2 separate regions of the Homo sapiens genome follow, and region 1 is linked to region 2. Evidence: chromatin loops called from intact Hi-C (ENCODE). Cell type or tissue: gastrocnemius medialis. All regions are shown on one strand. Links, peaks and the distances in the headings refer to the core of each region. The heading gives the core; the rest is flanking DNA. Region 1 overlaps COQ8A (coenzyme Q8A). Region 2 overlaps ITPKB (inositol-trisphosphate 3-kinase B).

Region 1 (5,372 bases), core at 249-5,248, 240 kb before region 2:
TCAGGTTTAATATCTCAATGAAATAGGAATAATAACAAGAACAGCTACCATTTATTATTCCCCTCTGTCTGCCTGTCACTTTATATTACCTCTAGTTCTTACAAAGACCTGGTGAGGTATTATCCCCACTCATTGATAGGATAATTAAAGCTCATCAAGGCTGAGCAATCTCCTAAGGGCCAAAGCTGTGGGATGCTGGACCCTTCCACACCTGTCTGACTCAGGCTCCAGTCCTTTCTTCTTACTGCCTAGGAAGCTGAGAGATAGCAGAGAAGAACACTGCCCCAAATCAATAACTCCTTTTTTGTTAAATCAATAGTCACTCAATATGAGACATCAGCAAGGTTTACATCCTGAAATGTGTCTTCCTGGTTACAGAAAATTGAGTCATAAAAATTCTGGGGCCAGCTGGGCTCTCAAAGGCCATCTGGCCAAACTCCCTGCTCTGGAAAGTTTGTCAGCTGCCAGGACTGAGGGTATCACAATTCTCAGCACCAGTGATCCTACCCACTAGAGGCAAAGCTTGGTTCCAGAGCCAGTTTGATCTTAAACATAAATAGTGGAAAGAGGCAGACGCCCTACACTGAAGACTGCCTCTGGGTGTGCAAGAGCTAGGAGGAGCCATCGGGCACACGGCCCTCAGTCTTGCCACACTCAACACCAGCACCAACCTTTATTAGCATCACCTCCAAATGCCACACACAGGCCAGGTGTGGACATGCACACATCACTGGTATGGAAGTTAAATAAACATGTTCTGCCCTGAGGTCACACACAACCCTTAGGCACTACATGTGTATGTAAAACCTCGATAGCTTTTAAAATCACCCAGTTAACCCAGACAAGGGGCAATCCTAGACAGACAACAACCACACACGCAACGAGAAATGAGAAGAGGCTCAGCAGGGTGCAAGGGGACCACAGACCCAGGAGAGGTGGCCATCTCCTTGCTGATCTCCACTCTCCCTGGTCTGGCCTGGCCAGCAAGGCCCTTCACTGTGGAGCCCCAGACACCTCTGCAGCGATACCTCTCGCTAGATGCCTCCGTGCCCCAACGCTTCAGCCAGAATGGACCCCCGGCCCCGCCCAACACCCACACAGGTTTTCCAGCTTCCACATCCTGCTCCCTCCTCCCCATGGAATATCATTTCCCCTGCTGGAATCTTGGCCACCCTGCTGGACTGGTAAACCCCTCCATAGGCAAGTCATCTCCTTTCCTCTAAACTCCCTCATCTCTTAATGGCCTAAGGTCACCTCGCCATGCCCTGTATGACTCTGTGTGTGCCTGTCCCATTTCCCTTACTGCAAGGTAAGCTCCGGAGGGAGGGGCCCTCTCTTTCCCAGTTCTGTACCCCCAACGGGGTCTGGCACTGTCCTCATACACACGAGTTTATTAGCATTATGAGTCAGTGAGGCAGGACCCAGGCACCCAGGCTCCGTGGCTTCCTGAGCTCCCTCATCGAGAGCCCAGGACTGAAGAGACCACCGAGGAGGCTGAGCACCAGGGGAACCTGAATCCCCAACATGCACAGCCACAGAAATGGCAGCAGCACCCTGTTCAAAAAGTGATTTTTACAGGAGCAAAAGCCAGATGAGTTTCCAAGCCAGCTTCATAATCCCGCTCATGGTGGGCACACAGACCCAGGGAGGGAGCAGGGGACGCAGTCACTGCTACTGCTTCCTCTGCGTCACCCCCGTCCCTGTCTAAGACTGAGGGAAAAGAGGAGGGGCTGAAGCCAGCAGGCAGCTGTTCCTCAGCAGGCCAATCAGCCCTGGCCCATGAACCGTGAGCACCAAGCAGGTGTAAACAGCAGCTACAACAGGCATCGCGGCAGCACAATGTCCAACCCTTGACCACATGCTGGCTGTAAACACCTTAGGGAGCAAGAGCCACAGGATTTTTTCAATCTCGGGAAGATTAGAGATGTTTGCTCAAGCACGTGTCAAACAGTAACCACCTTCAGCTTACCGGGCAATCGACTCTTACTTTTACCCTCCTCTGAGCCAGTATCAGTGCCAAACAAAAAATGTGCCAAGCACAGAACAAACACTGGGCTGGGGCCCAGGCTCTGAGCTTGAACTTTAACATTTCTTTTCATGTGGACTGTCCCCAGGACCCCTCATCCAGCCCCGTGAACAGCAGGGACTTGCCACCAGGTCCTCCAGTTCCCAGATGACACCGCATATATTGTGATGAGGGCCGACGGGGAGGACCAACAGCAAGGCCACCAAGCGCGGGTGACCTCAGGCACACCGCTTCTCCTCTTGGGGCCTGCGTTTTCTCATTTCCTCATGTGTAAGTGAGGCGACTGACCTGGAGGAGGTCTAGTTCCCAGAGATTAGGAAAGGGCCATGCATCCCTGGAGTGCAGAAAGTCAGCAAGGAGAGCACACACAGGGCTGTTCTGAAAGCTGGGATGTAACGGGGTCTAGAAAGAGTAATGCTCAAAACAACGCAGATACTGATCCTTCTAGAGATTCTATGAAATAGTGAGAGGTAAGAGGCAGACCAACCCTGCTGTCTTCAGAAAGGCAGAGAGGGGCGCTACAGCCTCTCTGTCTCTCAGGAAACACACCTCTGGGAAATGGAAAATTCCAGTGGACGGTGCAGAGGTAGGGAGAGATAAGGGACTGGGCTTTTCCAAATGACCCGGAAACACCTACCTTCCTGCCTCCCTTCTACACATACACACACACTCTCTCTCTCTCACTCTCTCTCTCTCACTCTCTCTCTCTCACTCTCTCTCTCTCTCTCTCTCTCTCTCTCTCTCTCTCTCTCTCTCTCTCTCTCTCTCAGGGTACAACTCCTCAAAGGATGCTGAGGCACCTAAGGCTCTTCAAGCCCCCACCCCTGGCCCTCTCACATTAAACAGAAGGCCTCGACCCCTCTTTAGCGGACCTTTGTTACTCCAGAAATGGGGGCAACCAGATAGGAGGGCCCGCACATTCTTGGCCACATCTCTCAGACCCTTCCCCTGCCTCTGTCCAATCTCCTCCCACACTGACCATCCCTCCTCCTTCCCGCAACAAGACCTTGCCCCTGACCTATTTTTTTCTTTTGCCTTCAATCATAAAAGCCCTCCCCTGAAGCCCACAAGCCCACTCTCTGCTCTCCTGTACCAAACATTTAAATAAACCTCCCATAGGCTCTGCTTCTCCTCCACCCTCTGGACATGGCTACCATCTCCCAAGGATGGAGTGCACTTGCCATCTTCCCTGCTCCCTCGGCACACACTTTCTGGCCCCAACCCCAAGCTGCCCCTCTGTGACACCTGAGGGCTCAAGCCAGTGGGTCTCCTCAGCCACCCCCTGCCCCACAGTGTTCCCTGCTGGCCCCACACTCTTCCCAGAAGCCCTCCCTCCTCCCTCCTCTCTGGCCTCACCTCCTCAGCTTCCTCCCCCAGCTCCTCTTTCTCCACCTACTCCAAGGCCTGGGAGTTCCCAGGCTGGTCCTCGACACCCCTGCCTCCCTGCCATCTGCACTGGCTCCTGGGGTGCCAGAGCCCCTCCACAGGCTCTGCACTGATGCCTCCCCACACTCAGGCCAGGCAGGACCTCTCAACAACCGAACCCATTTCCAGAACAAACCAAGTTACACACACACATACCGCATCACCACTTCAAAGACCCACAGGCAACTGGAAAGGGGTGCAGGGAAATTTCGGAGGGTGATGAAATTGTTCTATAGCTTGATTGTGGTAGGGGTTATGTGACTATGTGCGTTTGTCAAACTGCGCAGAACTGCACACTAAGAAGGATGAATTTACCGTATGCAAATTATATCAAACAGGATGGAAAGAAGTCCCATAGGCTCCCATCATGTCTAAAACTAAGATGACCACCTTCTCCCAAACCAGCTCTTCCTCCATCAACCAGCTCCTCCCCCTGATTAGAAATCTCAGCCATATATCCAGTCAGGTAGTCAGTCTAGAAATTCCACCTGCATAAATTTCTTTGAATCCATGCCTTCAGTTCTATCTCCCCTTGGGGACTCGGGCCATCCTCACTTCTCACAAACCACCTCCGTGGGGCTCCCACCCCTCCATATGTGCAACTCCAGAAAGAGCAGGACCCTCGAACTCACTCACTCCCACCAGCTCTCCTTTCCACTGGCTCTCCCGAGTTCCTGGCTGTTGCTTAACAGGAATGACAGAAGTATCTCCAGATGCCACTGTCAAATCAAGACAACTCTCTGTCTAAATATTCCTGTCTAATTTTGCACACAGCTCTTGTTTCAACGGACAAAGATAATGACTCAGTGTCCATGGTTCTTACTGGAAAATTATCCTGCCAAGTTTTGAGCTTCCCAATAATAGCCTTCTTTAAAATTCTCTTTGAGAAAGGAGAAGTGACCTTCCTTCCTGATCCTTTTCTACAGGCAACAAAGGGCACCCAAAAGATCCCCTAACTGACCAAGGAGTGTTACAGGAAAATCCTGATACATCCCCACAGGATCAAAACAGCAAGAAAAAGAAACTCACTGAATAGGCTTAGGATGGTTTTCCTTGCCCTGTGCAAGAAATCCCTGTTTTTCAGTTTTTCTGCGTGCCAATCAGTTTGGGACTTAGAAATTTGGGGCATAAATTCTGGATTACACTGAAGGCAAAATTTAGACTCAGAAGTAAAGCATCTTTCTCCACACACACGTAAATATGTCTCTTTGGTGAGCAGGCTGACCAAAGGAGAAAAGAAAAAGAAAAGGTTCACTGACCTTGACACTGATGCTTCAAGCAACTACAAAAGAACTCCACAAATCATACCCATGTCCACGCTGCTGTGTAAAAATACACATACGTATGTTTGAAATGCACCCAGCCACTCACTCCCTGAAGATGCAGGCCCAGCCCCTCCCACATCACAAGACACAGAGCTGTCTGAGCAAAAAGTGAGGATGAATAAAGCATCTCCTTGAAGAACCACTTGTGGATAGCTGAGTTAGCCTTTGTGCCAGCACTCAGCTTAAGCATGTTTCCTATTTTAAAACTGGCCCATAGTTATTCATGTGCAAATCCCCTAGTCTTGCAGTATCCCCGAGAAGCTACCAGTCTTCTAATTCTCCAGCACCCCCAACCCAGCCAGTCACTGCCACACATTTAGCAGGCACAGTACATGCCCATGGGTGTCTACCTCCTAACTTTCTGCTTGCAGGTTTTGCCTCTGCCCTCCTAGGTGCACAGGTAGCCCAATCTACATGGCTTTTACCACTGGGTTAGGGCAGGAGGCATAACACTACCCTTTGCCTAAACCTCTCACCTACTCACGGGCAGGTCCCAGAGGGACCCCTGGCAGCACAGGACAACTCTTTTTAGAGTTTTACCTCAGTGGTTCTCAATCAAGGGAGATTTTGCCCTCCAGGGGACACGTGGCAATGTC
Region 2 (5,372 bases), core at 145-5,144:
GTTGGTCAGGCTGGTCTCGAACTCCCGACCTCAGGTGACCTGCCCGCCTTGGCCTCCCAAAGTGCTGGGATTACAGGTGTGAGCCACTGTGCCTGACCGACATCAAGTTGTATGTTTCTGGACTCTCCTCTCTTCCTCTGGCCATCAGAATGTTCTCACATCAAAAATGTGAGATGAGGGATAAAGGAATTAGCACCTAAATGTTTTACATAATGTTAGGATAATTTTGCTCTGTGGGAGAGTGGCCTGAATGTGGGGAGCCTTTGAGTAACTGACCTATAACTTTTCTTAGGCCCTTCTGGTTTTATCCCAGTTACTGATGCTGTTCTTATCTCCTATCTATTCTGGAATTCATCTCTGAACATTTAATACATTTGGCCAAGCAAGAGCAATGCTGTGATTCTTTTAAAAAGTACAAGCTTTTGCCAGTACTTCTTTCAAGTTGTAAATTTTATGAGGAGTTTGTTCCACTGTGCAAAGGAGCCTCTGACTTTAAGAAAAGTCATTCCAGCTCAAGATTTCAAATGAAGTCGAGGCTGTGTGTAGTCACAGGTTTTCTCATGTCATCGGTAGAGATAAAAGCCTCTTAGTTTTAGACTGGGCACAGCATTGTTGAACGTCCATTACTTACTGTTTAAGTAGCCAATGATCTCTGAAAAAAGCTTGGCTGTAAAGTTGGCAGAATGATGCACTGCTTTGTTTCAAGCCACTGTAAACTGTCTTTCCCAGTGTCACTTTTATCTCCAGTGCTTTTGTCACATGTTTTTGCTCATTTCCCCAAAGCGGAAAAATATTGCATTCCCCAGAATGACAATTTTCATTGCTGCCCGCTCAATTCAGTTTTTCATAAATGCCCAGGAAATAAACTAGCTGAGTTATTCTCCATTCTCACACATCTTCATTAGCACACACGAGAAGCTTTTTTACAGGGAATTCTCGTGTTGACCAGGTATGATAACCTGTTGCAATGTGGGTAGTCTTGGTTATATTAATGTTTTTAAAGATAAGTAGTGTTATTACTTTATTGGTCATGTATAATTACATCGGAGATCTAATTATTGAGAGTTAACAATGCTTTGTAATTGGTATTTTACGGCATGCTAAACATTTTTCTGAAGTGCTTGTACTATTAATGTTTATATTCTTTATTTCGTAGTCACTCTTTTTTCATACTGTAAAGGTAAACGGAATTCGGCTTAAGATTGAATTATCAAAAATTTTCAGGGGTCTAAACAAATAGTATTTAGAGTCCGACCCTCCCACTGTTTGAGATCTAGGAAAATAAAAGCCTTGGGCGGATGGGTTTCGGGCAGAACCGCTACGCTCTGCAAGCTGACCGTGGAGTTGGGCACAGTGTCATCCAAAGAAATGAAGATTTTTTTTTTATTAGCTCTTGAACAAAATTAATTAAAAGTTGTTACTCTTGGGGGTGAGGGGGACAAGGAAAGACAGGATTTGGGAGCCTGCTGACCTACAGTTCAACCCTACAAAAAGTATACCCATTTTGCAAATGAGGAAACCCAGACTGAAACACATCCTTTCTCCCAAGCCGGAAGCTGGCGGCCAGCAGCGCTGAGATTCTTTTCGTAAGCAGCAACAGCAGCCCCCTTGTCTTTCCCGCCTGGGGGAGCGCAAGCCAGGGGTGCAGGTCAGCATTTCAAGCCCCGCTACTGCCTCTGCTGCGGGCCCGCTAGCGCTGGCGAAGGCGACAGGGGCGGCCGCCTTCCCGTCACGTGACCGGCACCGCCGCCGAGCATGCCGGGAGACGGCGCCCCCTCCCCGGCCGCGGGCTTCCGCGCGTGGGCGGCGGGCAGAGCGCGCGCGGGAGGAGAGAGGAGGTGGGGGCCGGGCAGCGACAGGGGAAGAAACCGCGGCGAAGAAAAGCCCCCTGTAGAGCAGGCCCTGCTTCACCGCCCTGCCCGAAATCCCCCGCCGCGCCCCTGCCTCGGCCAGCCAGCGTCGGGCGGTGGGAACCGGGCCTGAGCTGAGGGCGGAGGGACTCCGGCGCCGTCCGTTCATTGTAAACAAATCGAGTGAGAAATGGAGGCACGCCTGGTTCCTGGGTCCCTTGGTGCAGGCTTTCACACCCCGGGTGCTAGCACTCGGTCTTTCTCCTGCGTAGGGGATAGGATTGTGTGTGCAGTCAGGTTTTTCTAGTAATATCTTGCACTTTTTTTTTCCTTCACCCACTCAGACATTCCCCATTTTTCCTCATAATCACTTTCTTTCGCTTCAGCATACACACTTAGCCCTTGGCAGGCAAAGTGGAATCTCGGGTTCTTGTCAGACCTCAATGTTTAAGCTGCTGAAACACAGGGCATATTTGGTTTAGATGTTTTACTGTTATGAAAATAAACCACCTCCTGCAGTTACACCAGCTCAGATTTTCCCTCGATAGGGTCAGTGTGGATTATCTATTGGAGGAAAAATATTTAATTAGAAAGGAATGAAATTCTCTTAGTTCCTTGAGGTTGGAAGGAGCTTAGGCAAGGAACAGTTAGTTAAAGGTAAGCACAAAAAATGCCAGGGGACCAAGAAGCCACTATTGGAATGCAGTATCTGTTGGCTGCTGGTTTAGCACACTGCCCCAGGCTTCCCGGTTGGGACTCCACTCAGGTCCTAGACTGACAAAATGGGAAGGCACCCTCCCAATGGGTCTTCATTACCATCTGCCGAATAAAGAGAATACCAGTAGTTGTATTTCGTGCATTTCTTGGAGCCAAATGATTGGATTAAATCTAGTCCCTTACTGTGCAAGCGTAGTCAATTTTGGTCATCTCTCTCTAGGCCTAGTGCCAGTTGTTGCCTGCCTTTGTAACCAGATAGCCACAGTGAGGTCATCAGAAGAGGATAGGCAGCGCTGCAGAAGGGAATCCTTTTTCTGTACCTCACCATGATGAAATAGGGGTAGCCGTCAAGTTGAACTTTCCCTTTTTTTTTTTTTTTCCGAGAGGGAGTCTCACTGTGTCGCCCAGGCTGGAGTGTAGTGGCGTGATGTCCGCTCACTGCAACTTCCGCCCCCCTGGTTAAAGCAATTCTCCCTGCCTCAGTCTCCCGAGTAGCTGGGATTATAGGCGCCCACCACCACACCCGGCTAATTTTTGTATTTTTTAGTAGAGACGGGGTTTTGCCATGTTGGCCAGGCTGGTCTTGAACTCTAGACCTCAAGTGATCCACCCACCTCGGCCTCCCAAAGTGCTGGGATTCCAGGCATGAACCACCGTGCCGGGCCAAGTTGAACTTTTCTCTTGGGGGAATAATTTCCCTGCTCAACATAGACCTGGTGGAATTTTCTTGTCTCTCTCTTCCCTGGCATTTTCTCTGGTCTTAGGCAAGCATTTCCTGCCTTTTCTGATTCCCTCTCTGTGTGTGCATGGGACTTAGGGGAGGAAGGAGGAGGGAGTTTTCTGTTAAGGGAGCCGTGAATGAGCAGGAAATGGCTATTTGGTACCAGTTATTCTGCAGAATTAGGGAGTGCTGATGCTGACAAGGAGTCAGAAGGATTCAGTCATCATGACATCTGCAGTCACAACTGGGTGGGTTAGTGAGCGCCCCTGAAGTGTGTGTACTCATTTCAGGCGCAGCCAGCAGCAGAATTTGGGAAGACTGTCCCACCCCTCCTACTCCCTGTGTGCTGACAGTTTGCTGTGTGCGTCTCCATGGCTCTGTGGAGCTTAAGAGATTAAGTCCTTGGAGAAAATGGGTAAAGTGAAGTTTTTTTTTTTTTTTTTTTTTTTTTTTTGAGACGGAGTCTCACTCTTTCGCCCAAGCTGGACTGCAGTGGCGCTATCCCGGCTCACTGCAAGCTCCGCCTCTTGGGTTCATGCCATTCTCCTGCCTCAGCCTCCCGAGTAGCTGGGATTACAGGCGCCCACCACCACGCCCGGCTAATTTTTTGTATTTTTAGTAGAGACGGGGTTTCACCGTGTTAGCCAGGATGGTCTCGATCTCCTGACCTCGTGATCCGCCTGCCTCGGCCTCCCAAAGTGCTGGGATTACAGGCGTGAGCCACCGCGCCCGGCCAAAGTGAAGTTTTTAAGTAGGACTGTTGTTAGGAAGATGTTAGCACAGTTAGAATTTGTAGGAATTCTACTGTTGGGGTGTCACTTTCTGTTCTGTTGAAATGATACTTCTTCCAAAAGCAGGAGTTCTGAGCTTATATAGCAGACAGCCTTGCTGCGGCTCACACAGACCCTGCGTGGCTAGCTTCTGGTCAGAGTGCCAAAAGCATTTGAAGTGCCTGGAGGTGTGTTAGCATTAGAATCAGTGTCATTGGGTAGCTGGGACATTGTGAGAAGTCTTGTCCACGTCTATAGAAACAGTTTCAGACTGACTGCTTGCTGGTTTCTCATTGAAGGCACCGTGTGCTCCATGTAGTGCTCTACGTAATCTAACATCCAGAGTCAAAGCAAAAGCTGCAAATGATGACAAACCCAGATCCAGAAAAAGACACAGGCCTTGACAAGGTGGTGAATTTCTTCTGAGCTTCCCAGCATCTCTTTTTGTGTTCTCTTCCTCTCTTGCTTGAATTTTGTTTGGGCCCCCACTCCCTTCTCATTCTGATAAAGGTAGAGGGGCTCAGAAGGTGGTGTTCTGCAGGCAGTGTAACCTTTGGGAAGAAGAAGCAGGCTCTGGAGTCAGAGCCTGAGTTTCAATCCTAGCCTGGCCAATCACTAATATCATTCTAGGCAAGCTATTTTCTGTGAAAACACTTTTGGCATTGGGTTTATGTGGGAACTCAGCAATGTGTGTAAAGCGCCTCACATATATATTAAATCGTATTAATAGCTGTGATGATGGTTAATACTGAGTGTCAACTTGATTGGATTTAAGGTTGCAAAGTTCTGGGTTTTTTTTTTTTTTTTTTTTTTTTTTTTTTTGACGGAGTCTTGCTCCGTTGCCAGGCTGGAGTGCCGTGGCGTGATCTGGGCTCACTGCAATCTCCGCCTCCCGGATTCAAGTGATTCCCCTGTCTCAGCCTCCCGAGTAGGTGGGACTACAAGCGTATGCCACCATGCCTGGCTAATTTTTTGTGTTTTAGTAGAGACGGGGTTTCACCATGTTGGCCAGGATGGTCTCGATCTCCTGACCTTGTGATCCGCCTGCCTGGGCCTACCAAAGTCCTGGGATTACAGGCATAAGCCACCGTGTCTGGCCAGTTGCAAAGTATTGATGCTGGGTGTGTCTATGACGGTGTTACCAAAGGAGATTAGCATTTGAGTCAGTGCACTGGGAAAGGCAGACCCACCCTTAATCTGGGTGGGCACCATCTAATTAGCTGCGAGTGCAGATAGAAAATAAAGCAGGCAGAAAAACGCGAAAAGACTAGACTGGCCAAGCCTCCCAGCCTACATCTTTCTCCCTTGCTGGAT

What was found. A loop is a pair of places that touch in the nucleus more often than their neighbours do. Peaks named below come from ENCODE experiments on the same cell type or tissue, not always from the same donor. Only the 100,000 strongest peaks of a DNase experiment are listed, where the experiment ranks them.
Region 1: a loop joins it to region 2, with 4 times the contacts of the local background. A loop is called at or near these places in 1 of 110 quality-filtered maps.

Annotation. Positions count from the first base shown.
Region 1 is chr1:226,942,115-226,947,486 of GRCh38, reverse strand. The region is part of intron 1 of COQ8A (coenzyme Q8A); the gene reads right to left. Among named protein-coding and RNA genes, the nearest start is that of COQ8A, 4.5 kb to the right of the region's middle. In gastrocnemius medialis, for the core only: a CTCF peak has its summit at 2,574; DNase peaks (open chromatin) are centred at 1,776, 2,266, 4,096, 4,826 and 3 weaker places; H3K4me3 peaks cover 4,500 bases; H3K27ac peaks cover 5,000 bases.
Region 2 is chr1:226,699,974-226,705,345 of GRCh38, reverse strand. All of the region lies in intron 2 of ITPKB (inositol-trisphosphate 3-kinase B), which reads left to right. Among named protein-coding and RNA genes, the nearest start is that of ITPKB-IT1, 28 kb to the right of the region's middle. RefSeq lists a silencer at 1,645-2,074. In gastrocnemius medialis, for the core only: no CTCF peak of the experiment used is centred there; DNase peaks (open chromatin) are centred at 1,735 and 2,825; H3K4me3 peaks cover 2,071 bases; H3K27ac peaks cover 4,264 bases.